Linked DNA regions of Mus musculus: all the other regions are linked to region 1. Evidence: chromatin loops called from intact Hi-C (ENCODE). Cell type or tissue: left cerebral cortex. All regions are shown on one strand. Region 1 holds the start of Rbx1 (ring-box 1). Region 2 has its middle 57 kb from the start of Rbx1. Region 3 holds the start of Ep300 (E1A binding protein p300). Region 4 overlaps Ep300 (E1A binding protein p300). Region 5 holds the start of St13 (suppression of tumorigenicity 13).

Region 1 (5,000 bases):
CTGGTCTACTACAAAGTGAGTTCTAGTAGAGCTAGGGCTACACAAAAAACTCTGTCTCCACAAACAACCACAAAACAATCTACTTCAAACACACCAATGGATGAGATACACAAGTGCCTAAGGGTTCTGAGCCTGCTTTGTATTCACTGGTAAAGAAGACAATTGGGCACACCAGGATGACCACCATTTCTGTAACCTTCTCAACTTCTTCCCATCTGCCCCGAGTTACTTACAAAGATCCATAATGTGGTTCCTGCAGATGGCACAGTTATCAACCACAATGTCCCAGGCCCAGAGGGCCACTGCATTCCACTGCAAGGAGAAGAGGGGAAACAATGCATTTTCCTTGTAATCTAACAGCTCATTAGGACTTCAGCTTGCAGCTTCAGTTACCAACGCCCCAGCCACAGGGCCTACCAAAGAAAGGATGTTTTTGGATTATACTATTTGGACTATATCAGAGGACAACAGCAGACCACCTGTACACTTCCCCATTCCTTGAAAGATGAAGTATATGAACATGGGTATCTTCAATTTTTTATATATAATGTAAAATAATTTAGCTAGCCAAACCAACGTGAGAATATTAGTACTATTTTCTGTACAGCTTTCCCTGACAGCTGTGGAAGAACTCAAAATCTGCATAAGCACGGGCTCTCCACAAAGTTTTGGACTCAGAGGCAAGGAAGTGAACAGACTGAACTAAGATAATAAATGGACCACTAAGTGGATAATCACAGGATAAGCTGGATAGCAAGTTACCTACCCAGTTTCAGTACACAGAACGAGGTCATCACTTAAACCTTAAAAGAGCACTGCAAGCAAAGTAGAATCCACTGCGATTTTCTTTTCCTCTTACCAAGTAAACTGATGTTCTCAACGTTCATATATCCAAACAATTACTTTGTTAGCTCCAGTAAGTCGACCTAAGACTTCTTATGTTAGACAAGGCACCCTTTTCAAGGACTACTTTGGTTTGACTTTCCAAATTCAAGCATAAGAGTTTAGTAAATTCTACATTACATTTTTATTTTTCATAATGGCTGCAGGCTGTAACTGAGCAGCAGTGGCCACAATGAGATGACACAAAAAGGGGGTGGGGTGAGGGATATTCTCAGCGACACGTTCCAAAAATAATCCATAAAAAGAAAACACCTTGCCCTCTTCAAGATCTTCATTTTTAACAGATCTGTGTAATCTTAGGTAGGAATCAACACTTTTAAAGGACTAGCAAACTATGAAGGGGAACGGCATACAAAAGGACGTTTCATATTTTTGTTTTTCTGTTCTCAGGTCATTAGCAATTAGTACTCCACCTTCTTAAATGGCACAAGTTCTGGGCTTGCTTTTAAAACAAAGCCCACCAGGCTTTTAAATTATCATTTTGTGTTAGAAGTGTACAGGGACATCAGAGAACCACTGGAGTGGCAGATGCTATGTGACAACTAGTAGCCATCTCGTTAGAACCAAGCTTTACACTTGACTGTGGGTTTAGAGGCCAATGGAGGCCGCCATACAATCGAGGGCCCACGCCAGGTCCCTCGGAGTCAATAGATTCTAGGATCCAGGAAGGGGCGGAGCAAGAACACCGGCAGAGCCCCTCTGCGCTGTCATCTCACGTTCCCGGGGTTCTCCGCACGGCCCCATCCTCCACCCGCCGCAGTCTCTTCACGAGTCTGCATCCCACCCACCCCACCCTGTCCTTCCCCCACCTCTCAGTCACTTCAGTGACAGCTCAAGCGCTTGGCTCCCGCATCGAAGTCAACCTCGCGTATTTCAGTAAGCAGCTCTGCGATTGGCCCCACAGCTTCCCCAGCAAGACTAATAGGGCCCCAGACACTGGGCCACCAGCATGCCGATCAACCCTAGGCCCGCCCCCCGGCTTCCGTTCTTGGTGCCCGGTCCCAGGAACGCCCTGAAATGAAGCCCTTTCCCCCGCGCCTAGCTCTTCCTCGGGCCTGCCAGCCATATCCGCGCCTCCCTAGCTTCCTTGAGGAAGGCGCTGGCGAGCCCAACCTTTTTAACTTCAAAGCGCTTCTTGCCCGCGCCGCTGTTGGTGCCGCTGGGGGTATCCACATCCATCGCCGCCGCCATTTTGGAAACACACAGTCTGTCGTGTGACCACTGCGCCTGCGCACCGGCTCACTTTCCGCCGCCTGCCCCGCACACCAGGCGCCTCCTCCCGCACCCCTCCCCTCATTGGCGCGAGCGTGGAGAAGGGGCGGAGCCTGCGGTCACGCCCCTTAAAGGCGCAGGCGGAGGTTTCCCGCCCCCCTCCTCCCCATCTCTCTCAGCTGGGGAGGAGGCTGGAGTGATTGAGGCGGGGCCGGGCGGGGCCGGGCGGGGCCGAGAGAAGGGAGCCAACCGGTGGGAACGTCCGTGAGGTCTCGATGCTTCTCGCATTCTGGGAAGCCCTGTGGTCTGACTCCTTCATTTGGGGCGGCGGCTGCTTCCTTCTTCTGCCCCAGGACTTAAGCCCTGGTCCAGATCCACAGAGCTGCCCCCGAGTCCGTGGTTGCAAAGGGCATGGGCTGGTCTTTGGAAACCCGAAACTCCAAACCGGCCTTCTGCTGACCGTGGTCGGCTTCGGAGCCAGGCGGTGTCTCTCTGGAGGCCTGTGGCCCGGCTTACCAAGGCCTGGTCACCGTCTGCGTTATCAATTTCAGATTGGGAAATTATTTGATAGGGAGAGAAGAGGCCCAGGAGCAAACAGAGCAGGCATTCTGCAACTTTGCCTTTATCTTCTCACAGGAAAGGTGATGGGGATGCCATAGTAAATCCCATAACCAGCCAGTTCTAAATGGTCCTCCTTTCTCCTCATTTCCTATCGAGTTTTGCTACTGTGCTACGATTAAATTAGTACATTTGTAGTGGCTGAACTTGAGTTCTGGTGAGGCATTCTGATTTTCTTACCGGTCATTACCATCGAGCTACAGAACACATACGTTTTGTAAGCTTCCATGATTAGTCCAGCCCTCCGCTGTTTTGTCTCCTAAATTTGCGGAGTTATGACTAGAATACATCACCCTTGAATTTCCTGTGTGTTCTAGTTCCCTCAACAGTACAACAAAAAGGGTTTTACCGGAAATGTGCCCCTCCCCCCCCCCAGAAAGGGTTTTTCTCTGTGTAGCCCTGGCTGTCCTGGAACTCAGGACTGGACCTAGGCCGGCTTCGAACTCAGAAATCTGCCTGCTTCTGCTTCCCAAGTGCTGGGATTAAAGGCATGCGCCACCACTGCCTGTCCTGAAATGTTCTGTTAAAAGAAATACTTGCTGGTGTGTAATGCGGTGTGTCATTGATGCACTTGCTAAGCAGGGCAATACATCCTGAATACCACCACAGTTTTAACTTGCACAGAGACTTGTGAGAGCCCTGCAAGGTGTGTGTGTGTCTGCCCAAGTTCTACCTCCCACACTAAATCTGTCATTGGTCTATGTGTCTACAGACCCCCTAAGGGATGCTAGAAACCCATAGTTAATTAAGATACTGAGGACATATTTATCCATTCGTCAACAACTATCCTGAGTATGTTACTTCGTCTTTTAATTTTTGGTTTATTATTATTATTATTATTATTATTATTATTGAGATAGGGCCTCACTCTGTAGCCCAGGCTGGCCTTGAAATCTGAGCAATTCTGTTGCCTCTACCTCCCAAGTGCTAGGGATAGAGGGAGGAGAACCACCATGCTCAGCTACACTGGGTTCTGCTTTAAACAGGAAAGCCACAGTGAAGTCAACTCAGTAAGGAAATAAACACAGATCAACAACTATATCAAGGTGTCTCAGGTGGCAATACATGCTACAGAAAACAAGATGGTGAGATTGAGGGGAGGAGGCAGTAATACATGTACATTTGAATAAAGGCATTGGGCAATTTTGTTATTGTGTGAACATTCTATAAAGTACTTACGCAAACCTAGATGAGGTAGCCTGTTACACACCTAGGCTATATTATGAACTTACTTCTCCTAGTTTCCAAACCTGCACACGTTGTTACTGTGCTGAATACCATAAGCAACCTTAACACGATTGTATTTGTAGATCTAAATACAGCAAACACACATTAAAAATACACTATCAAAACTCTAGCGATATAACTCAGTTGTAGTGTACACAAGGCTCTGCATTGCATCTCCAGCACTGCAACAAACAGGTGTAAAACATGAAACCAGGTGAGGCTGGACAGATGGCTCAGTGGTTAAGAGCATTCACTCGCTGCTTTTGCAGATAACCCAGGTTTGGTTCTCAGCACCCATGTGATGGCTTACAACTATCCGGAATTCCGTTTAAGGGAACCCAGTGCCCTCTTCTGGCCTCCTTCTCCTCTTCCAGGGATGGGGCTCAGGGGCACTCAGAATGGTCCAAGCATGGTAGGCTTTCCTACAATACAGCTTTTAACAAAACTAGGCTGCCTTGAAACCCTGGCAACCGGATTGTTTACCTTTTATACTACAGGAGATTTTTTACAAAAGGTGTCTGCAAGGTCTGATGATTCAGTGCTGGTGTGACGAGCAGCCTGAGGTCTTTCAGAGCTACCAGGCTCTCTGACTTTTATTAGTTGTTTCTGAGTCTCAGGTATTGAAGGCCAAACTGGAACTCTTCTTATGGAGCTAACATGGACCTTGGACTTCTAGTCCATCTTCCACCTTCCCTGCGCTACAACCACAGGCGGGTGCCTCTAGGTCTGCAGTGCTAGGGACTGAGTGCCGCACTGTCATCCCATTTGACCTCTTCCAAAAACTTACCCAAACCAAAAGGATCTTTAAATCTCATCCTTTTCAATCTCTGTCGTCTGAACCACAAAGGTCCTTGTCAGGAGCCAGCCTGTTGATTATTATTTTTACTTTTAGGTTTATTGGATTATTGGATTATTACTTTCAGGTCCTTGCCCAGAGTTTTGTCCTCTTCTATATATTAACTAGGCCAGAGGCATACTCACTCATGGGACCATGCTTCATGCGGCCTGTCAGTGCCCAAGTGCCTTGGTATTGGTACTGC
Region 2 (5,000 bases), 58 kb before region 1:
GTTACTTTGGAGACAGGATCTTAACAAGACAGTGTCAAATACTAAAATCTCAATATCTAAGAGGTAGTCTCAGGGAGGTCAGGAGTTCAAGACAAACCTTGACTACACAACAAATACAAGGCCTGTCTGGCTACATGAGAGACCACGAACACACACACACACACACACACACACACACACACACACACATTGTGTTTTATAAAAAAAGAAAGAAAGAACCAGGATATGTTTTGTAGAGGCACAGTATGGTGAGGTGAGAGGGGTGCCTCAGTGGGCCCATGGTGAGGCATCCCTTCCCCCTGAGACAGATAGAGTGCCAGGTGTTGGTGGCACACGCCTTTAATCCCAGCACTTGGCAGTGGCAGGTGGATTTCTGAGTTCGAGGCCAGCCTGGTCTACAGAGTGAGTTCCAGGACAGCCAGGGCTACACAGAGAAACCCTGTCTCGAAAAAACAAACAAACAAACAAACAAAAAACAAACAAAAAAAAGACAGATATAGTGTGGAATAGAGTTTATTTAGGGCATGGGCGGGGAATTGAGGAGGGAGTAGAGACAGAGAAAGGCAGAGAGAGAGAGAGAGAGAGAGAGAGAAGAGGATGGGGAGGAGAGAGGGAGAAGGGGCAGGAAGAGCAGGGGCAGAGAGCAAGAGGAGAATAAGAGGGAGAGAGGAGGGGCAAGCATTCCCTTTTATAGTGAGTCAGGCATACCTGCCTGTTACCAGGTAACAGTGGGGCAGAGCCTAGAAGGAATTCTAACATACATGTGTGTATGTGTGTATGTGTGTATGTGTGTATGTGTGTGTGTGTGTGTGTGTATGTGTGTGTGTGTAGGCTGGAGAGATGTCTAAGTGGTTTTCAGAACACTGGCTACTCTTGCAAAACACCCAGGTTCATTTCTCAGCACCCACTTGGTGGCTCACATCTATAACTCCAGCCCCAAGGGATCCAGTGTCATCTTCTGGCCTCCAAGGGCAGGGCATACACATGGTTCACGGGCATAGCTGTAGGGAAAACATTTATATATTTAAAAACTTTAGTTCCAGGTCAACCTGGCTACAGGAGACCCTGCAGACAAAGGGACTGACTGAGAGACAGACAGGTCACTGGGCATAGTATGTTTCTTTGTAATCTCAGCACTAGGAAGGTGGTAGCGGGGAAAATTAAGAGGTCAAGGCCTGTTAGTTTAGAACCTGCCTCAATAAATAAATACAAAGATACAGAAAAAGATACAGAGCTCAGGAGTTGGTTCAGCTACAGCAGGTGAATGCTTCCAAAAAGCACCTGAGTTGGATTTCTGGGACAGACCTCATTAGAGAAAACCGGCTCATGAGAGAAGTCTCAAAAACAAACAAAACAAAAAGCCGGGCTTGGTTGCTAGTTCCTTTAATCCCAGCACTCGGGAAGCAGAGAAAGGTATTGAATCTCCATAGTGAATTCCAGGCCAGCCCCTGTCCCAAAAGCAAAGATATCCTCTGACCTCAGAGGGATTGTAGTGGAACACACACATAAACAAACAAATGTAAGAAACATACAAAAACAACAATAAAAAAGCAGAGGCTAGAGAGATGGTTCAGCGTTTAAAAACATTTACTGCTCTTGCAGAGGATCTGAGGTCCGAGCACCCATGTTGGGCAATTCATCCTCTTGTAATTCCAGGGGTTCTGAAGCCCTTTTCTGACTTCTTCAGACAGCTATAACAAATGGCGCGCGCGGACACACAGACACACACACACGGGGATAAGAAGAAAATTTAAGTTCCGAGGAAAAAAAGAAAAAGACGTTCTCCCCCTGTTCACTCCGGAGAGTCCGCATCTCACTTTAGGATTTAACCCCACCCCCACCCCCCGCTCAGATTTTCATATTTAAAGCTCTCTTTTTCTCAAGACCCCAGTCCAGCCCCTCGCCTAATATGGTCACTTTCAGCCTCCAGCTAGCAGTCTTAATTAAGCTCATTTCTACCAGCTCTGACGTCCACAACCAGTTCCAGCACCCGCCTGGCCATCCGTTGGCTCAGAAAACATCTCATGCTGATATTCCTTAAATATTTCTTGATTCCTGTCGGCGATGTTCATGTACACGACAAAGAGTTAAAATCTATCCCTCCATCTTTATTTCAACTTTTTTGCTGTTTAACCTACCGGGCTTTTAAAGAAAGGTTTCTAAAGAAACAGTAAGACTTTCATCAGGACTCAGCAATCATTCCGGACGTAAACTGAAATATACAGTCAGGGATTTGTTTCACAATCCCGGGGAAGGGCAGCAGTGGGGGTGGGCGGGAGACGGACAAATCCAGATTGTCAGGAGCTGAGTGTTTATCTAGATGTGCAGGGGGTGGGGGTGGAGGTGGGAGGGGGGGTGCATTAGGACCGTGACTTTGGTTCGTGTCCGAAATTCTTCCTAGTCCAAGTCAACAGAAAGCCGCAGATGAACCACTGCTCTGTCGCAACCCTCCTCACCGACAGGAACTCTTTGTATCGGACTGTAAGGTTTCGGTACAACAGGAACAATTTAGGGAGGGCATCCTGTTCTTTTGGAGTGCGACCCGAGTGCTAACCCTTTCTGAATCCCAAGCAGGGACAGAGAGTTGCCCAGCAGCCAGCCGCAGGCTGGAGGCAGACGGCCTGGCCACCTTGCTGCGAACCCAGGGGTTAGAGCGCAGCTCCGGACGCCGGAGCTCCGCCCTCATCTAGCCCGGCACGTGCAGCCCGGGGGCGCTTGCTGCTCGTCCTCCCAACCCCCACCCCGGGCACGTGACCAGCCTCCCCAGAGGGAGCGAGTGCGCAGAATGGCTTGCAGCGGAGCTGCGGCGCGCACGCCAGGTTCAAGCCGAGCCCTCAGACCTGGGTGCACCGTAGGGGGACCTAGACCATCGGGAGAGATCGGGGTGAGAGATAGTTGCCCACTCACTCACCCCCGCCAAGCATGAAAGGGCGAGTCCGGGTCCCCCAGCCCTACCCTGCCAGGACCCGCGCTTGCCCAGGTATCTGGGTGTGGCTAGACCCAGCCAGCGCCCGGGGGGTGATGGCCCTCCTCTGCGGAAGTAGCCTGAGCCGCCGCCTTTGTGTTTGTCACCCTTGTAGAGATAAGAAGCCTCTGGGATTCTAGTTTACCTTCCTGTCTCCTTGGTGGTCAGACACTCTCCCTTGCTACCCGGAACAACCCGCTCATACACACTCGGGTGCTTCACTGTCCCCTACAGCTCCCTTACTGGGAGGGGTAGAAGCTCTTAAGAGTGCACAAACACACAAAGTATTTCTTTTCTTTTCCATTTCAAACTCGATGCGTTAATGAGCGTAGTGGCTCAAGCCTTAATCTCAGCGCTTGGTTGAGGCAGGAGGATTGCCGAGAGTTCGAGGACAGCCCGGGTTCCATTACTAAGTTCCGGACCAACACGGTTAGGAATAAGACTCATTCGAACCAAACGAAAGAAAGAAAGGGGGGCGTGGGGGACAATGAAGACGCGTACCCAGCCACCGGGCGTCTGCGTTCCCTTTACGCGCCGCCTCCAGCAATGGCGTCTGTGTCCCGACTCAGACCAAACCACTAGCCGGACACAGGTGTAGCTATTGGCTCCATCTGCAAACGCACGGGGAGCTCCAGTGTGAGCTGGCTTGGGGTGGGGATGTTCTAGGCTCTGAACCCCTAAGCTCGCACCCAGGGTCCTAGACGCAAGAATATGGGGGTACTCTAGCGAAGATGAGGATAGCTGTTGCAGCGCCCCAGGGCGCACGGGGCGGGGCAGTTGAGTCATTCCTCCCGCCAAACCCAGGCTCTTGAGTTCCCCCCCCCCAACCCTGACAACCTCGGGCTTCAGTGATTGGGTTCATGGGACGTCCGCGCTGACGCCCCTCAACTAGTGACCTCCAGAAGCTTGGGTTTCCTGTTCCGTGTAATGGGAGTGGCACTTTTAAAACGAGACTTGGGCTTGGCACCTGCAATGCTTCCGCAGAAAAAAACCCTAGTCCTTGGGCTGCCTGCTTCTGAGGAGAATGAACAAAACAGGCACAGTGAACTTGCTGGTCCACAGAGTTTCAAACCATTTATTTAATCGGGACAGTTAATTCTGCCCCACCCCCACCCCTCAAGTAATTGAGACTTCTGACTTCTGGCCTGAGTTGACGTCCCTGGAAACAAGTGGGTGCTGGAAGATGCCAAAACCCAGCCTTTCTAGGCCCCTTGTGGGTCAGAGTCCAGAAAAATATCAAATCTCCCTTTCTCCCTCCTTCTCCCTCCCCCTCTCCCTCCTTCTGTTCCCCCTGCCAAGCCCCCCTCTCCAAGACAGGGTTTCTCTGTGTATTGCTTGCTGCCCTAGAACTCTCTCTAAAGAACAGGCTGGCCTTGAACTCACGGAGATCTACCTGCCTCTTTCTTTCCAGAATGCAGGCATTAAAGGCATGTGACAGCACTGCCTGACCAGAATCTCCTTACCAGTATATTTCAATTATATTTATTTGTTTGATGTGTATGTGTACAGGCAGGCTATCATGAGGATCATAGAGATCAGAAGATGACATCTGAGAATGAGTTCACCCCTTCCACGAAGTGGATCTCAGGGACTGAATTTAATTCTTCAGGCTTGGAGGCACCCCATGATCTATCACTAGGCACTTTCTGTACTTAGTTTTTTTTTTGTTTTGTTTTGTTTTGTTTTTTAAATGTGTGTGGTAGTACACACCTTTTTTTTTTTTTTTTTTTTGAGACAGGGTTTCTCTGTATAGTCCTGGCTGTCCTGGAACTCACTCTGTAGACCAGGCTGGCCTCGAACTCAGAAATCCGCCTGCCTCTGCCTCCCAAGTGCTGGGATTAAAGGTGTGCGCCACCACGCCCGGCTAGGAGACCGCTCAGTGGTTAAGATTATAGGTTGCCCGGCTTCTGTACTTAGTTTTGTTTCCTAACTTCACTGCAGTGTCAAAGATCAAACCTGGAGCCCTTATGTATATTTACATAATTGTTGTTGTTGTTTGAGACAGGGTATCACTGTGTAACCCTGGCTGGCCTGG
Region 3 (5,000 bases), 120 kb before region 1:
CAATGTTAAGAGAAGAAAAATTACTAATATTACTATAATCCTTACTACTAAGAATAAACCAATCTCAGTATTGAAATTTTTTAAGACTCTAGAAGTTGGTGGTCCTGGTGGCACCTGCCTTTAAATCCAGCACTTGGGAGGTAGAGGCTGGTGATGTGAATTCCAGGACATCTAGACCCACACAAAGAAAACCCCAGCCCCACCACTACCACCCAAAGACTCCAGTAATGACATTCAAAGATACCCAAAGCAAGTTTTCCCTTTTTTAACCATGAAAGTTAGCCAAAAGCTATACAATTTATCAGATAAAGAATGCAGTAGTCCATCTGAACAGAATTACATGAACAGACTTTATGACTAAGTCACTCAAAATCAGAACATCCAAAAATTTAATTTTAAAAAGTTTTCCATAATATTTCTTGTTACTGGCTATGTCAAATATGGTAACTTGTGAACATGTTACAGAAGTACACTTATTATGGGGGCAGAGGAGGAAACAAAAATCCAGAGCAAATATGTCTATAAAATATCTATGCCTATGAATTTCAAAGACATAATTTAAAAAAAATTCTCTAAGACTACGGAAACTTTACAGCTGAATGCTCACATATAACTAAAGTTAGAGCCTTAGAACACTGCAAGACTTATCCTTCCCAACTGTTGCAGGTGAGCAAAACTCATGGTTCGAAATACAGCTGCTAAAAAAGCAGAGTAATGCACTAGTTCTATCTTATTTCCAGGCCTTAATAGAAATCCTACTCAGAAACATGGCCCACACATTCTCTACAACTTGCAGGGTACGTTTAACTCCACTATACACTCTCATTGGCAGAAGGAGAGATCTGGAGCCTCTTCTCTGAGTTAAAGGGATGCTTGCAGTAAGGAGGAACATCTAGTGGACTGTCAGATGACTAGCCATTCTTCTTCTTCTTCTTCTTTTTCTTCTTCTTCTTCTTCATTATCCTGGCCTCTCAAACAAGTCAGACAGCAAGAGAGGACCAGGTCAGTGATCATCAGAATAACACTAAACTAACAGTAAGCAGGAAAAAGAACAGACAAGGGAGAGTCTCCCTTCAGGTCTCCTAACAAAGGGGCTGACTGGAGAAAAGAATTCCTTCATCTTGTAAACTGGAATTGCAAAGGTCCAAAAAGCAAAACAAAACAAACATGCAAGCACAAAACCTCCTGTTCATTTTTAAACTTGTACAATCACTTTAGTTGGAAGTTCATGACTGGGAGTCTTTCAACTTATTATCTCCCATTTCTAAGTACCTAATTCCAGAAAGGCTTCATCTTTTTTCTTTCCCTTCTAAGTAAGAGTGTGACAAACTGCAAAGGAAACGCCTCAGGTCTACACCTCAACACGCAGTTTGAGACATTTTGGTTTCATGGCAAATGGATATAAAATAAACTGCGGTCCATACTGACTCTTGAGGCAAGGATGGGGAGAGGGGACCTAAGAATGAAATTTTGTTGAACTTTAGTTACACTTAAAACCTTGGATCGCAGACACCAAGATTTGTCTTCCGCCCCCATTCCTCAACAGAAAATCTGCCTCACAGGAGCAAAAATCATTAAAGGTGGGAAAGCAGAGAAAAAAAGAATTCATTGCAACAGGGGAGAAAGAGCTGAAATCCCTCATTCACCAGTAACAAAAATAGTAAAAGTGCATAAAAGCCCTCACACACGATTGTACCGGCATTTCCCAAATTAAATTGCATGGAGCCAACAATAAAGGTCCCCGCAGCTCCCACTTCCAACCTCTTAATTCCAGAACACACAACGATCTGACATGACATAGTGTTGCAATGAATGTATCAGAAGGCAAAGAAAATGGTTGGGCTACTGGACGTCTTCGACCAGTCCATTCAAAAACCTTTAAAATTAAACACCGGCCGGGGAAATGGGAAGAGATACACAGAAGCACCCTGGAATGAAGGTGCAACGAGCAGAAAAGACGAAGGGAACTATGGAAGGCCGGGAGTCCCGAGACTAACCTGTGCCATCGCTGGCGGACGCCGAGAGGGCCGGAGATGAGAGTTTAGGCCGCTTGGCTGAAGGCGGCCCGGGTTCCACCACATTCTCGGCCATTTTTAATTCTTTCGGAGATACAACCGAGGAAAAAAACGAGAATCCTGAGGAAATCTCTTCTCCGAAACGGGGTCCCCGCCCCGCTCCTAAGGGTGGGCTCCGGAGCTCCGCCGCCACCCAACAGGGGTGGGGGGAAGTTCCTTTTTCTCTTCGCCTGGTTGCGGTGGCCGGAGAGGGATGCGGACTCAACAGAAATGGTAGGGGCAAGTGCGAGGGGCCGGGCCTAAACCAGGCCGGGAGGAGGGTACAGCAACACTGATCCCACGAGCACGTCCGCTGCAGCGAATTCTCGGGAACTCACAGCTCTACAGACGCAGTCCCCAGCCCGCCACGGCGAGCCCCTGCCCAGCCGAGGTCTCTCGGAGCTCCGCCGCCGCCATCAGCTTCTTCCTCCTCGGCGCTGTCCTCCTCCTTCTCATCGCCACAAGGAGGCGGGGGCGAAAAAGGGGGAGAGGAGGAGGCGACCAGAGACACTCACCTCCTCCCGGTGCCCCCTCCCGGGCCTGCGCCCCCACCCTGAGAGCCGCCCTCCTCCTCCTCCTGCCGCTGCGCTCCGCGCCGCCGCTGCCGCACCGGCCCCTAATGGCCACACTGAGCTCAGCCGAGCCGAGAGCCAGACTGGCGCCGGGGCCGCCTCACATCGCGCAGCGGACAAGCAGAGGCGCAGCAGCGACGACGCCGAGCGTGGAGCTCGCCGGCCCGAAGGGCCAGGGGGGCCGGGCCGGGCCAAGCAGGGCCGTCCGCCCGCAAGCCCGCGCTGACGCCGAGCCCACCGACGCGGCCTCTCCGCGCGCCGCGCTTCTCCGCCTCCACTCGCAAGCCCGGGGAGGAGAAATCAGTCCGGCCGCCTCCCTGGCCCTCACCCCCCCGGCAGCCAGGTGCCTGCCGGGGGCTCGGCTCGGGGGCCGCCTCGGACGGCGGGCAGAGGCGCCGCGGGGCGCGGGCTTATGTAATGGTTTCCCCCCCTTAGGCGTCGACGCCGGCCCGGGCTGCGGTGGGGGTGTGTGCGGGCAAGGAGGGGACTGAGGGTCGCCTCAGCCTTTGCGCCCCGGGGCCCCCAACCACTGTCTCGGTCCCGGCCGCTGCTCTCCAGCCAGGTACCCTCCTCACTCCCTGCTCGCGCAGTTCGCACTCAGCCGGGCGTCCCGCTTGCCCCACTCTCTCTCTCCCGGTCCCTCTCCGCTCTCTCTCCTCCTCCCCCCACCCCCCCCACAGGCTAGCACACAAACAAGATGGCGGCTGTTGTTTCTTGCCTCTGCCGAATCCTCCTTACAGGATAGCGGTAGCGGCGGCGGCGGCCGGAAATGAGCCAAGATTGGGGGGGGGGGGAGGTGAGAGGGGGAGGGGCCGAGAAACAGGGAGGCGGGGCGAGGGCGGGGCCTCTGCCTTGCAGCTCACACAATGGGGGAAGCGGCGCCGGGGGCGGTGCCGGCTCCAATCACGGGATCCGCCCAAGGGCCCCAACGCGGTAGGCGCTTCCGCAAACTCCCCCGGCGTCACTCGGTGGCTCCCTTTAAAGGGGAGGTTTTGAAAGAAGTTGTGGGGGGGGGGGGGGTCCGGGGTGAACTTAGAACGTATTTTCGGTCGGTGGACAGTTAGGTGCCTGGGCTGGGTCTCTGAGCAGAACCGAGTCAAAGCTCAGGCGCTCCTCTGCGAAAACAAGGAAAACCACGGTCAGAGCTCCCGGGGTTTGCCCTCTCAGGTTGATCTTTGGAACCCCATTAAATCCGCCAAACACCTGTGTTTCATCGTAGACACACATTCCATCCTCTTCATAGCCTTCTCGAAAGCAGCAGTTCATATCTCAAAGTCACATTGCTAGTCCTTTAAGTTTTCTCTGAAATGTCTAATTCAAGAATGAAAAATTTGGATTACGATATTGTTAGTTAAAAAACTAGGAGGGGGAGGACCACAGCAGTGGGAGGCTGTTTAGGGCTAGACCCTACCTACATTTTTGCCCATCACGTGTCCACACATCCTTACCAGCTACCACTCTTAAAAAAGAATCCTTGAGAACTACTTTTCTGAACCTGCCTGAAACTTCCAAGGTCTTTTGAAGGTATTTTCCACCCATCTCTAGCAGATGAGCTTAATAAAAGGCCACTTTCTGCAGTGCCTTCAATGTAAATATGGGAGAGGACAAAAAAATGTTATGTGCTAAAAAAAATTATAACACTAGAAAAATGTGAGGAAATGCTCCTAAGTCTAGTGTGTAGGGCAGCCCAATTCGAAGCAGAAAGCAGGGGGTATGCTTTTAGGGTTCTCAAATTACAGGACTTCTGTGTTTGGGATCCTCAAATATAGGGAAAGTACCAAGGTTCTATGTGACACTGAAGGAAACCTTCGAGACATTACCTATTGTATAGGTAGTTTGCCTACTATTCCTGTGGCCTTAACAGTTCAGTCACCAGTACTACCAAGAAAATAAATTTTTTCTCAGATCTATTTTTTAATTACATTTACCTTGTGTGTCTCTGTTGATATGTATAAATGTGTGAACATATATACCCATGACCCACATGGGGAGGTCATAGGATAATCTGGAGGAGTCATTTCTTCTGTACCCGTGTTATGGTTCCAAGGATCCAACCAAAAAGCTCAGGCTGAGCAATTGGTTCTACGCTTGCTGAACCCTCTCATCAGGTCATATTTTCTCATATTTCATATATTAACCTGTTTTGCTAGTGGCCAGACGTCCTCTGTTTTTGCTGTTTTGACTTCTAAGAGTATAGCTTGAGAAAACAGAATTAGCTGAATGGTGGTGGTGGTGCATGCTTTTAATTCCAGCACTCGGGAGTCTGTGGGACTCTGTGAATTCCAGACCAGCCTGGTATACAGAGCAGGTTTCAGGATTACACCAGACAAGCCATTTTTCAAAGAAATAAAAGAGACTCTAAGCTGGTGAGTTG
Region 4 (5,000 bases), 140 kb before region 1:
TAATAGAAATAAAACTAGTATTCACAGTCCTTGAGAGAAGCCTTTGCAGTAAGAATCTCCTGCAAGCGCAGAAAGGTTCTTCTTCCTATTCTTCAGTAACAAGGCTTACAGCGAGCCTGCTGAAGGACTCACTGTAGCTCACATTTACTCTGTGAATTAGTCTTCCAACTCATCAGTTAGCACAGCAAATAAAATGCCATGTGGAAATTTTACAAAGTGAAATTCCATTCCAAGGCACAAGGGTAATTAATATACATCATGTATCTTAAGGTCAAGTATATATAATACCAGTGTGTTAAATGCCAACCTAATATGCTCACAAAGTGGCTCAATACGTAATTATAGTGACCTGAGTATACAGTTCAAGATTCACATTAGAAGAAAACTAACTTCTGCAAGCTGACTTCTGACATTCACAAGTTTACCATGGTATTGTGCACACATCTATTCTGCATGCACATAAATGTTAAAAAGAGAAAAGAGCCAGGCAGAAGTGGGGGCAGAGGCTGGCAGACTTCAGAATTCCAGGACAGCCAGGGCTACACAGAGAAACCGTGTCTCCAAAAGCCAAAATGAAAGGAAGAAGAAGAAAGAAAACAAAAAGACAAGAAAAAGTCTTAACAAAATAGTGCTAAGTACTCACCATACTGGGCATTCCCCCACCAGGAACTGCCTTTTTGTCCATTGCAAATGGAGATAAGTTATTTGGTAGAACAGTCTTTGTCTGAATTTGGAGACCAAGGCCACTTGCTCCAATCTGCTGTCCAGAATTCTGAGTGTATGGTGAACCATAAGGACTGGGATTGTTCATCATTCCCATCTACATAAAATTAGAAAAAAGTGTCATTCTCTGTATTACTAAGACATCACCATGACCATACTTCATGTTCTATATTAGAAAACCATTTTAAATAAAATCCTTAGAGTATTCAAAAAAAAAAAAAAAAAAAAAAAACCATAATGAAAGACTCAGGAGTATCGCTTAGCAGGTAAAGGTGCTTACTGCAAAATTCTATCAAGCCGAATTTGATCCCCTATACTTGTAAAAGTGAAAGGACAGGACCAACTCCACGAGGCTGTCCTCTATACCCTCTACACCTGGGTGGTATATACTCTTTTTAAGAATTCACATACAGCCAGGCGTGGTGGTGCATGCCTTTGATCCCAGCACTCCCGAGGCAGAGGCAGATGGATTTCTGAGTTCGAGGGCAGCCTGGTCTACAAAGTGAGTTCCAGGACAGCCAGGGCTATACAGAGAAACCCTGTCTCGAAAATTTAAAAAAAAAAAAAAATTCACATACAATCAAAATAAATACAACACAAATTTTAAAACTAAAACACATTGAATAAAAGTGTATGCTTACCAAAGTATGTATCACAAATTAAGGTTTAAATAGAGCCATGACTACAAAAAAACTTTTAAAAGCATTATCTTCTTTGTGCTCAGTTTATCTGGAGCCATCCCACTATACAATGAAGAATGTTAAATATTTTAAACTGAATTTGTTTTTGCATTCATGAGAGCCCATACATACACACTTGCATGCACTTACCCTAGTGCATATAAAGAAGTTAGAAGACTATCTGAGTCAAAGATACTAGGTCTGGGCAATTGTCTTTACTACCAAGACATCTCACAAGTAAGTCTCTCACTAAACTTGGATCTTGCTGATTAAGCAAAGGAGCCTGGTCTTTGCCTCTCCATTGTTAAGATTAATATGCCACCAGAGCTGGCTTTTTTCTTGGGTGCTTTTGACTAATAAGTCCCTGTGCTTGTGTGGCAAGCATTTACGGAATAATTTTTCTTAACCCCCACGCCAACTGCATTTTCCTACCAGGCTTGGTTCTATGAGGCCTACAATCCTAGCACTTAGGAAGGAGAAGCAGAATTACCAGTTCCATGGCAGTCACATTCCCACTCTTATGTGACTACCTAGTATTAACTAGTAAAGGAAATATTAGGATCACAATAGTGCAAATGTTTTTCTTAAGTAGTACCACGTACACTCTTTAAGATATAATCTCACTATGTAATCAAGGCTGACTTGGAAGTGCAATCCCCCTACTCAGCCTCCCAAAGCTGGATCATAAACATGCACAACCACACTGCTTATTTTGTGAGTGTTCTGTCTGGATGTATGTGTACCACTAACATGCAGTGGCTTTCAAGGACAGTAGAGGGCATCAGATCCCTGCAACTGGTGTTAGGGTTGGCTACAACATAGATTCTGAGAATAGGACCTGGGTCCTCTGAAAGGGGAAGAGAACCAGGGCTCCTAACTACTAAACCTTTGCTTATTTACAGTAGCAATATTTATTCTAAAATAATAATAATATCCATGCCTATACTGAATTATGGTATATTTATAATTGTATCCTTAATGAAAATGAAAATTGAGACATAGTATGAAAGCCAATTTACCACATAACTTTGAATGACACAAGAACAAATAACAATGTTTCTAAAACTTCACAGAAGTAAATAAAGTGTAGACATTTGTAAGCTGCCTCAGTGTCTATAAATAATTATAATGTCTGTGTTCACATAAATCTCAATACAAACTGAAACTGGTATTGTATCTCAGAATATCTACCTTCCCATTATTATACTTTCTGTCACTTGAAGCCTTTTTTCTCTCCCCCAACAAACAGAAGAAAGATAGGACTATATTTGTGTCTGCTACAATGATGTTATTTGATCTCACTTCCCTTTATAGCTGGTAATTCCTGATGTCCAATTACCCACCATAATACAGACACTGACCTAACCTGAAAAGGAAAAGAAAGGACCAGTGTTGCTATCCTAGATCGAAACATTCAATCCTGCTGGGAGCTCCTTCCTTTATATAGGAAGCTGTCAATTAAAAATCAATTCAGGAAGGTCCTGAAACTGATCAGATTCACTAGATCCCTCACTGCCCAAATCAGCAAAAAGCTGTTTCCCCTATACAGAAGCTGAGCTACAGCTTTTCTCTCAGAGGAGAAAAGCTTCAAAGAGGACTCTAAGGCCAGACCAGCTACTTAGGAGCAGCAGAAAGTAGCCAAGCTGCCTGGAAGAAGTTTAGACCAACTGAGGCACGTGGAAAGGATTTTCTTCAAGCTGTAGAGTTGCCTGCAGGGCAATGTCTAGGTTTCCAGCTTTATTACCCGTGCTGGGTGGGCTTTGGTGATGCAGGTGTCTTTGAGTCATTTCTTCTCTTCAACTCATACTCTGGTAATCACCCTAATAACGCTCACTGCTGCACCAAATTGGATTCTGGTGATATTTATGCTTTAGTCTGTGATTCCCTATTTGGGTAGTAGCCATTGTGTGTTGTCTCTCCTCAGGGAAAGTTGTGTCACACAACAACCAGGAAGGAACAAGCAAAAAACACCCTCTATCCCACAAAAGCCTTAAAGTATCATTCTTCCTTTGCTAAAAGCAGTCTTGCACATATTAAATACCCTGTTGTTAATTTCTGCTGCTGCAGAAAACTAGGATTGTAATAAGATACATATGGACACATTAGAAATCAAATATTGGGCTAAAGAGATGGCTCAGGCAGTTCAGACCACTTGTTTTAGCAAATGACTCATTTCCCAAGAATCCACATGGTAGAACATACGTTCCATAATCCCAGACTGAGGGAATCTTTCTCTGGCATTTGGTGTCACTAAGCATACATGTACATGGTGAACATACATACATGTGAGTAAAACACTCATACATATTAAATAAATGATTACAAAAACAAGCTTTAATATCAGCATCCAGAAGGATAGGACAAGAGACCTGAATTTGATAGCTCTTGAGTTTGAGACCAACGTGGGCTACATAGCAAAACAAAACAAAGCCAGACTTGGTGGCAAATGAGTATGAGTCTCCCAGCAGATCAAAGGCCTTAGACCCCCCCCCCCCCCGGAGCTATATTTACAGGGGTTTGGGTACCAATCATCATAGATCCTGAAAATTCAGATCCAATGTAAGATCAGTACAAGTTCTTTAACTGTTGAGCCATCATATCTCTACGACACACTCTGAATGTAAAACTTTACAGATCTAGAACTCTTAGTGCTGGAGATAAAGAGCTCAGTTAATATAATTCTTGCCTGACACCCATGAAGACCTGGATTTGACCATCTGTACCCCATAAACTGAGTGTGGGTTACTTGCATGAAATCTCAGCATTCAGAAAGTAATGGAAGGAAGATCAGTGTTACACAGGAAGTTGAAGGCCAGCCTGGGATAGTGAGATCCTGTCTTTAATTAAAAAAACTCTAACATTACATACAGAAATGTATCACAGATTGATGCCAAGAGTAAATTCTAAAAATTATATTATCACTATTTGGGGAATGGAATTTACTCTCTTAAAGTAAATACTCACTTGAATGAAGCTCAGAAATATTTTAGGGGAACTGGTGATCAACCCTAGGTTCTTGTTCATACTAAGCACACTTTCTACACTGAACCCTGAGCTACATCCTAAATGTAGCAAAATCCATCCCCACCATCATCCTCCTGTTTTTTGAGATAGTATCTCACTATGTAGCTTTGGCTATCCTGAAACTCTGGCAGACAAGGCTGGCCTTTAATTGAGAGATCCATCCATGTGGCTCTGGCTCCCAAGTGCTGGACTCAAAAATGTGTGCTACCATGCTCAGCTTAATATTTATCTTTTTTGCCCCATGGTTGTGCAAATCTTTAAACCTGGTACTCTGGAAGCAGAGGCAAGCAAATTTCTTTGAGTTTGAGGCCAGCCTCATCTACAGAGCTAGTTCCAGGACAACCAGGGCTGTTCAGAGAAACTCTGTCTCAAAAAACAACAAAATAAACAACAAAAGCATCTTAAGTTGTGAATTTCCCTATTGAAATGTAAGCTCTATGAAGGTAGAATTAATGTTTTGCTCACTGCCATGTATTCAGGATATAATCTGTGAAAGCACAGAGTGGAGAGATGTCCTGGGACAAGACGGGAGGTTCACAACTGCCTGTAATACCAGCCACACGGGGAAATCCT
Region 5 (5,000 bases), 66 kb after region 1:
CTACTCACACTTCAGGTTTGCATGCCTTCCTCAGGTGAGAAAGTTTCTCTCTCTTTTTTTCTTTTTGAGACACAGTCTCAATTATGTAGCTCTGGCTATCCTGGAACTCATTATGTACACCTGTTGGGCTCAAATTCAGAGATCCACTTGCCTCCACACTGGCTGGTTTTGTGTGCCAACTTGACACAAGTTGGAGTTACCACAGAGACTCCCTTGAAATACCTCCATGAGATCCAGCTGTAAGGCATTTTCTCAATTAGTGATCAAGCTGGGTCCATTGTGGGTGGTGCCAACCCTGGGCTGGTGGTCCTGGGTTCTATAAGAAAGCAAGCTGAACAAGCCAGGGGAAGCAAGCCAGTAAGCAATACCCTTCCATGGCCTCTGCATCAGCTCCTGCCTCCAAGTTTCTGCCCTGTGTGAGTTCCTGTCCTGACTTCCTTTGGTGATAAACAGCAATGTGGAAATGTAAGCTGAATAAACCCTTTCCTCCCAAACTTGCTTCTCGATGTTTTGTGCAGGAATACAAACCCTGACTAAGACACCTCCCTAGTGTTGGGCTTTAAAAGTGTTCACCACCATACCTGATTTCTTATGGTAGTTAGAGCAGCACCTGTCAACCTGTGGGTCACAACACCCCCCCCCCCCAGTGGGGGTTGAACAACCCTTTCACAGCAGGCCAGGATCTTTAAATCCTGTACACTGGCTATTTATATTACAATTCACAATAGTAACAAAATTACAGTTATGAAGTAGAAAAGAAAGTAATTTTATGGCTGGGGTCACCACAGCATGAGCTGTATTAAGGGGCTGCAGGTTAGGAAGGTTGAGAACCACTGCTCTAGAGGCTTTCTAAAGAAAGGCAACTACATGTAGTTGGCTAGGTAAGTTCTGAGAGGAGTGAATGATTAAACTACATTGTATGGAAGTCTCAATAAAAAAAAAAGTATATATTTTTTAAAGAAAGGAGTAACCAAAAACCACATATTTCAAGTCCTATTTATGAGACTCAAAACCTAAACTCCAAGGATAACAATAACTAAAATGTAAAAAAAATTAAAAAAAAATGCATTCCTCTCTTCTTTGCTGTGTTCTCTTATCAGCTGGATTGAGACTATAACCACTCAGCTGTAATGTCATTGGTGGCTTGTCTGCCTCCCCTTTGACTGTAAGCAACTGGGGTGAAGTAGAGATGCACCCTCAATAGCTAACTCAAAAAGTTCCTGGGTGAAACTGCACTTTCCGGCTCATGAAATGAGAAGTTGCAAAAGGATTCTACCGAGCAGAATTAAGACAAAGAATTGGTATAAAAGACTGGACACAATCACATAACAAACATCTGGCTTAACTGTGTTTCAGTCCCTCAGTCCCTCAGTGGTAAAGATTCAATGTCACTCCTTCATTGAAGCTAAAAAAACCGCAAACCATTTAGTGGTAATATAACAAGATGCTGAACTTACTTTTCCTCAGAAACAAACTATAATATATTTACTAGATTTTTTTAATGTGTTTTAGTCCTAAAGCTGGATCAAGTCAGGATTTACACGAAGCTACAAGAAAGTCAACGATCCGAAACAAAAAGCTGGTTCTAGTCTAGTCACAGTCTGTGGCCTGCCACATTTTCATTCATTTCCGTTAAAGGCACATCTTAACTACCAGGATTACAGAATAGGCTCCGTGCAATGGTGCAGTTTTAAATAGCGAATCCAAGTATCACATGCAAATATCAAGATCAATTTTAATGTCAAATACCCTATTTTCTGGTTCAGATTTTGCACACCTCGTCTGAAGTATAATCCAACATTAGGTCTCCTTACAAAGTAGGTGACTCACTCTCCAGTATAAAATTTTATGTTAGGTTAATTGCTCACCATATTGTACACGGAGGGTTCACATTCTCCGTGCTCTATCACCTTGACTGTTTATGTAAGACTTAGGCACGTCCCTCGCTTAGTTCTTTACAAACTGAATTGCACAAAGCATTTGTTTCTAGACGTGTTTCTTCTCTCTCTTTCTCTCTCTCTCTCTCTCTCTCTCTCTCTTTTCGAGACAGGGTTTCTCTGTATAGTCCTGGCTGTCCTGGAACTCACTCTGTATTTGGATCAGGCTGGCCTCGAACTCAGAAATCCGCCTGCCTCTGCCTCCCAAGTGCTGGGATTAAAGGCGTGCGCCACCACAGCCCGGCTCTATCTTTTGAGCTAGCTCTCCGATGAAACCTATGAAAAGGCGAAAGATTTACCCTGACCTAACACACACACACACGCTACTTGACATTAAACAATTTAGTCAAGTGTGATGATAAAAGCTACCAATTTAGAATTCGAGTAACTTTGAAGACAATCCCTTGGAGTTCCCTCCTCTTCAGTCACTCCAGCTTTCCCAGAATAACAGAACCTAAAGCCCACTCTTTCCCAGAGCAATCGATCAAAAGAAAAATCCGTGGGTGGTGAGGGGGGATCAGGTGCCGATTGGTGAAGAACCACGGATCATCAACTTGTAGCTCTTTGGGCTGCTTTAGGCTTTCTCCAAAGGAAGAACCTGAAGGGGACGCCGGCAGGAAAGACTCTAACCTGAGAGGCCGCGGAGCCTTGCTAGAACGGGAGCCAGCTTGGGGGTTGAGAGCAGAGACGGCATGGCCTGTAACCACTGGTCAGGAAAAGTACAAACTCTGGGGAAAGCCACTAGCACAGCCGCGTCGCCAGGAAACCAGTCAACTGCTCGGCCCCTTCCGGCAGGCGCGGCTCGCGGGCTTTCTTCCCGGGGCGGCGCAGAGCAGTGACGTCACTCGGCTAGGTTTTGGGCGCGCCGGCCCCACGGGCATTTATTTATTTTCCCCCCTCCTCCATGCGGCGTCTCGTTCTGCTTAATGCCCATCTTCACAGAAGAAATATCTTATTCCAAATGTCTCCCTATGTCCCGCTTGAAAGCGCACAGACACAAGGTCCTTCATCCATCCCGGGGAATTAGGTCAGAGGAAAGAATCCGAGTGAGACTGTTCGCCGATCGAAGCAGGCATTGTCACGGGCAGCTACACTTCTAGAAGGTTCTAGGCGGAGCACAGGTCCAGAGGTAGGAGTGGGAATGAGCGAGCGAAGGCCCGGGGTCACGAGGCCGTTGGGGGGGAGGAGCCAGCGGCCGGGGAGGTTCTAGTCTGTTCTGCCTCGCGGCAGCCGCCCCCTTCCACTTGGTCACGTTGAGCCGCTCCCGGGCCTGGCATCGTGCCTCCGCAGCCGCCCACCGCCTTCAGCTTCCAGCCTCCCACCATGGATCCCCGCAAAGTGAGCGAGCTTCGGGCCTTCGTGAAGATGTGTAGGCAGGACCCGAGCGTCCTGCACACCGAGGAAATGCGCTTCCTGAGGGAGTGGGTGGAGAGGTGAGAGCCCTGGGCCCCGTGGACCGTTGGGGACGGAAAGTTGGGGGTTGGGGAGTGGGCCCCGAGCTGGCGTAGGGAGGAGGGGAGCGGTTCTAGGCCCCTTCGTGGCTCTTAGTGGCTTCGAGAGGTTCTCGGAGGGATCTGGAGCGTTGGGCAACTTAGGGGTGGAAAAGCAGAGGTTAGAGTTGGTTCCCCCCCACCCCCCGCAGTTAAGTCTTTATGGGGGTGTGTTTGGGTTGTGAATATTTGAGCAGTGGAAATAATGCGCGAACGAAGACAAAGCTTTTACTAAGGGATTGTTTTTCTTGAACCTGGCGTCTTGTTTAAGTCGCATTGACCCATGTGTCGTTTAAAATATTAATAGTGGTAACTTATTTATTCTATAACTTCAGTTATCTGTACTTGGCCTTACAACGATTTTAATTGCATGGAATTTTGTTGGGAATTATTTATACCCACGTTAGTTGTAGCGCTGTCACTTCAGCTACTTTAGGAATTTTTTTTTTTCCTTCAAAGACCAGTGTGCTTGCAGGACTAACTGGAGAGTATTTCGCCTGCGTACTATGATTGTTGTGCCAGCTGCTGGGAAACAGTATTACTGGGGAATTGGTTTCTCCTTTTTGTTGTTTTAGTCTCGTTGATAAAAGATTTTAAAGACAGAATTAGAAGAAAGCTTAGGCACCATTAGAATTTGAGGGTGAAAAACGCAACAGTACAAACAAACTAAATCTCTACAGCTGCCAAGGGGAGGGAGGATGTTAAGTCATGCTTTCTGAATTAGGGTCAGCAATGGAAGCTCACCAGCACTTGTAGAAATGGGGGAGGGTCGGTCTTCAGAGAAAGTGCATGTTTAGGGTCTTTGGTTAATATAAAAAAAAAAGAGATGGGGAAAAGTAAAGTTTTATATATTTTTCAATTAGAACTTAGAAAAAACAAGCAGGCTGAGCCATGAAGGTCTGAAAGCAACTGTGTGGAGTGAAGGACTCAGGGACTGTATAAGCACTTTACTTCTTTAAAGATAATTATTCCAAGCTTTTTGCATATCTTCTGGTAAATCAGCCTTTCTGAGAGGTTGTTTTCTGGCCAGGTGATTGCAAGTCCAGATAGATTAAGGGAAGGAGCTAATAAATAATGTGTAAGTTTGTTTTTTTTTTTTTAAATTTTTTTTTTTTTTTTTTTTTTTTTTGCTGGTTGAGAACTTGCTATGTAGCCCTGACTGGCCTCAGGTTCACAGAGATTGCCCCTGTCTCTGTCAACTATTGGGATTAAAGACATTTGCCAACACACCAGCTATTTTATTTTTCAAGCTAGTTTATGTGTAGTGGGTGTTTTGCATGTATATGTATGCCTGATGCCCAGGGTTGTAAGAAAAGAGTATTCAGTTCCTTGGAACTGGTGGTTGCAAGCTATTACTGTGGGTGCTGAGAATTGTACCCTGGGTCTCCTGGAGGAGCAACAATTATTCTTAATCACTTAGTTATCTCAACAGCCCCAGTATGTAACGTTTTGGGTGGTTTAGAATACAGTCTTCTCAGGGAAAGGTGGACTAAGAGGAAGTGGCTTAACTTTAATGAAGCTCAACCCCTGATACTCTTCACCTAGAAAGGACCCTTTTATATGTTTAATTTTT

The links. Peaks named below come from ENCODE experiments on the same cell type or tissue, not always from the same donor. Only the 100,000 strongest peaks of a DNase experiment are listed, where the experiment ranks them.
Region 2: it touches region 1 in a loop (2.8-fold over the local background); 8 of 42 quality-filtered maps call a loop at or near these places.
Region 3: a loop joins it to region 1, with 5 times the contacts of the local background. A loop is called at or near these places in 27 of 42 quality-filtered maps.
Region 4: it touches region 1 in a loop (2.2-fold over the local background); 14 of 42 quality-filtered maps call a loop at or near these places.
Region 5: it touches region 1 in a loop (3-fold over the local background); 3 of 42 quality-filtered maps call a loop at or near these places.

What each region holds. Positions count from the first base shown.
Region 1 is chr15:81,463,467-81,468,466 of GRCm38, reverse strand. Rbx1 (ring-box 1) reads right to left here and starts at 2,151. Exons shown (of 5, transcript NM_019712.3): 1 at 2,017-2,151; 2 at 234-312. The coding sequence starts at 2,094. In left cerebral cortex, a CTCF peak has its summit at 2,080; DNase peaks (open chromatin) are centred at 1,855, 2,189 and 3,255; H3K4me3 peaks cover 2,372 bases; H3K27ac peaks cover 1,813 bases.
Region 2 is chr15:81,521,060-81,526,059 of GRCm38, reverse strand. No RefSeq gene overlaps it. Among named protein-coding and RNA genes, the nearest start is that of Rbx1, 57 kb to the right of the region's middle. In left cerebral cortex, a CTCF peak has its summit at 2,622; DNase peaks (open chromatin) are centred at 2,021, 2,722, 3,539 and 3,793; H3K4me3 peaks cover 2,083 bases; H3K27ac peaks cover 1,441 bases.
Region 3 is chr15:81,583,720-81,588,719 of GRCm38, reverse strand. It overlaps Ep300 (E1A binding protein p300), which reads right to left and starts at 2,506. Exons shown (of 31, transcript NM_177821.6): 1 at 1,998-2,506. The coding sequence starts at 2,091. In left cerebral cortex, a CTCF peak has its summit at 2,494 (motif pointing right); DNase peaks (open chromatin) are centred at 791, 2,474 and 3,523; H3K4me3 peaks cover 4,006 bases; H3K27ac peaks cover 2,572 bases.
Region 4 is chr15:81,604,017-81,609,016 of GRCm38, reverse strand. Ep300 (E1A binding protein p300) reads right to left here. Exons shown (of 31, transcript NM_177821.6): 3 at 644-820. Among named protein-coding and RNA genes, the nearest start is that of Gm22067, 14 kb to the right of the region's middle. In left cerebral cortex, a CTCF peak has its summit at 2,183 (motif pointing right); a DNase peak (open chromatin) is centred at 2,160.
Region 5 is chr15:81,397,855-81,402,854 of GRCm38, reverse strand. It overlaps St13 (suppression of tumorigenicity 13), which reads left to right and starts at 3,161. Exons shown (of 12, transcript NM_133726.2): 1 at 3,161-3,370. The coding sequence starts at 3,261. Xpnpep3 (X-prolyl aminopeptidase 3, mitochondrial) reads right to left here and starts at 2,717. Exons shown (of 10, transcript NM_001347075.1): 1 at 2,568-2,717. The coding sequence starts at 2,631. In left cerebral cortex, no CTCF peak of the experiment used is centred here; DNase peaks (open chromatin) are centred at 2,792, 3,078 and 3,974; H3K4me3 peaks cover 2,872 bases; H3K27ac peaks cover 1,801 bases.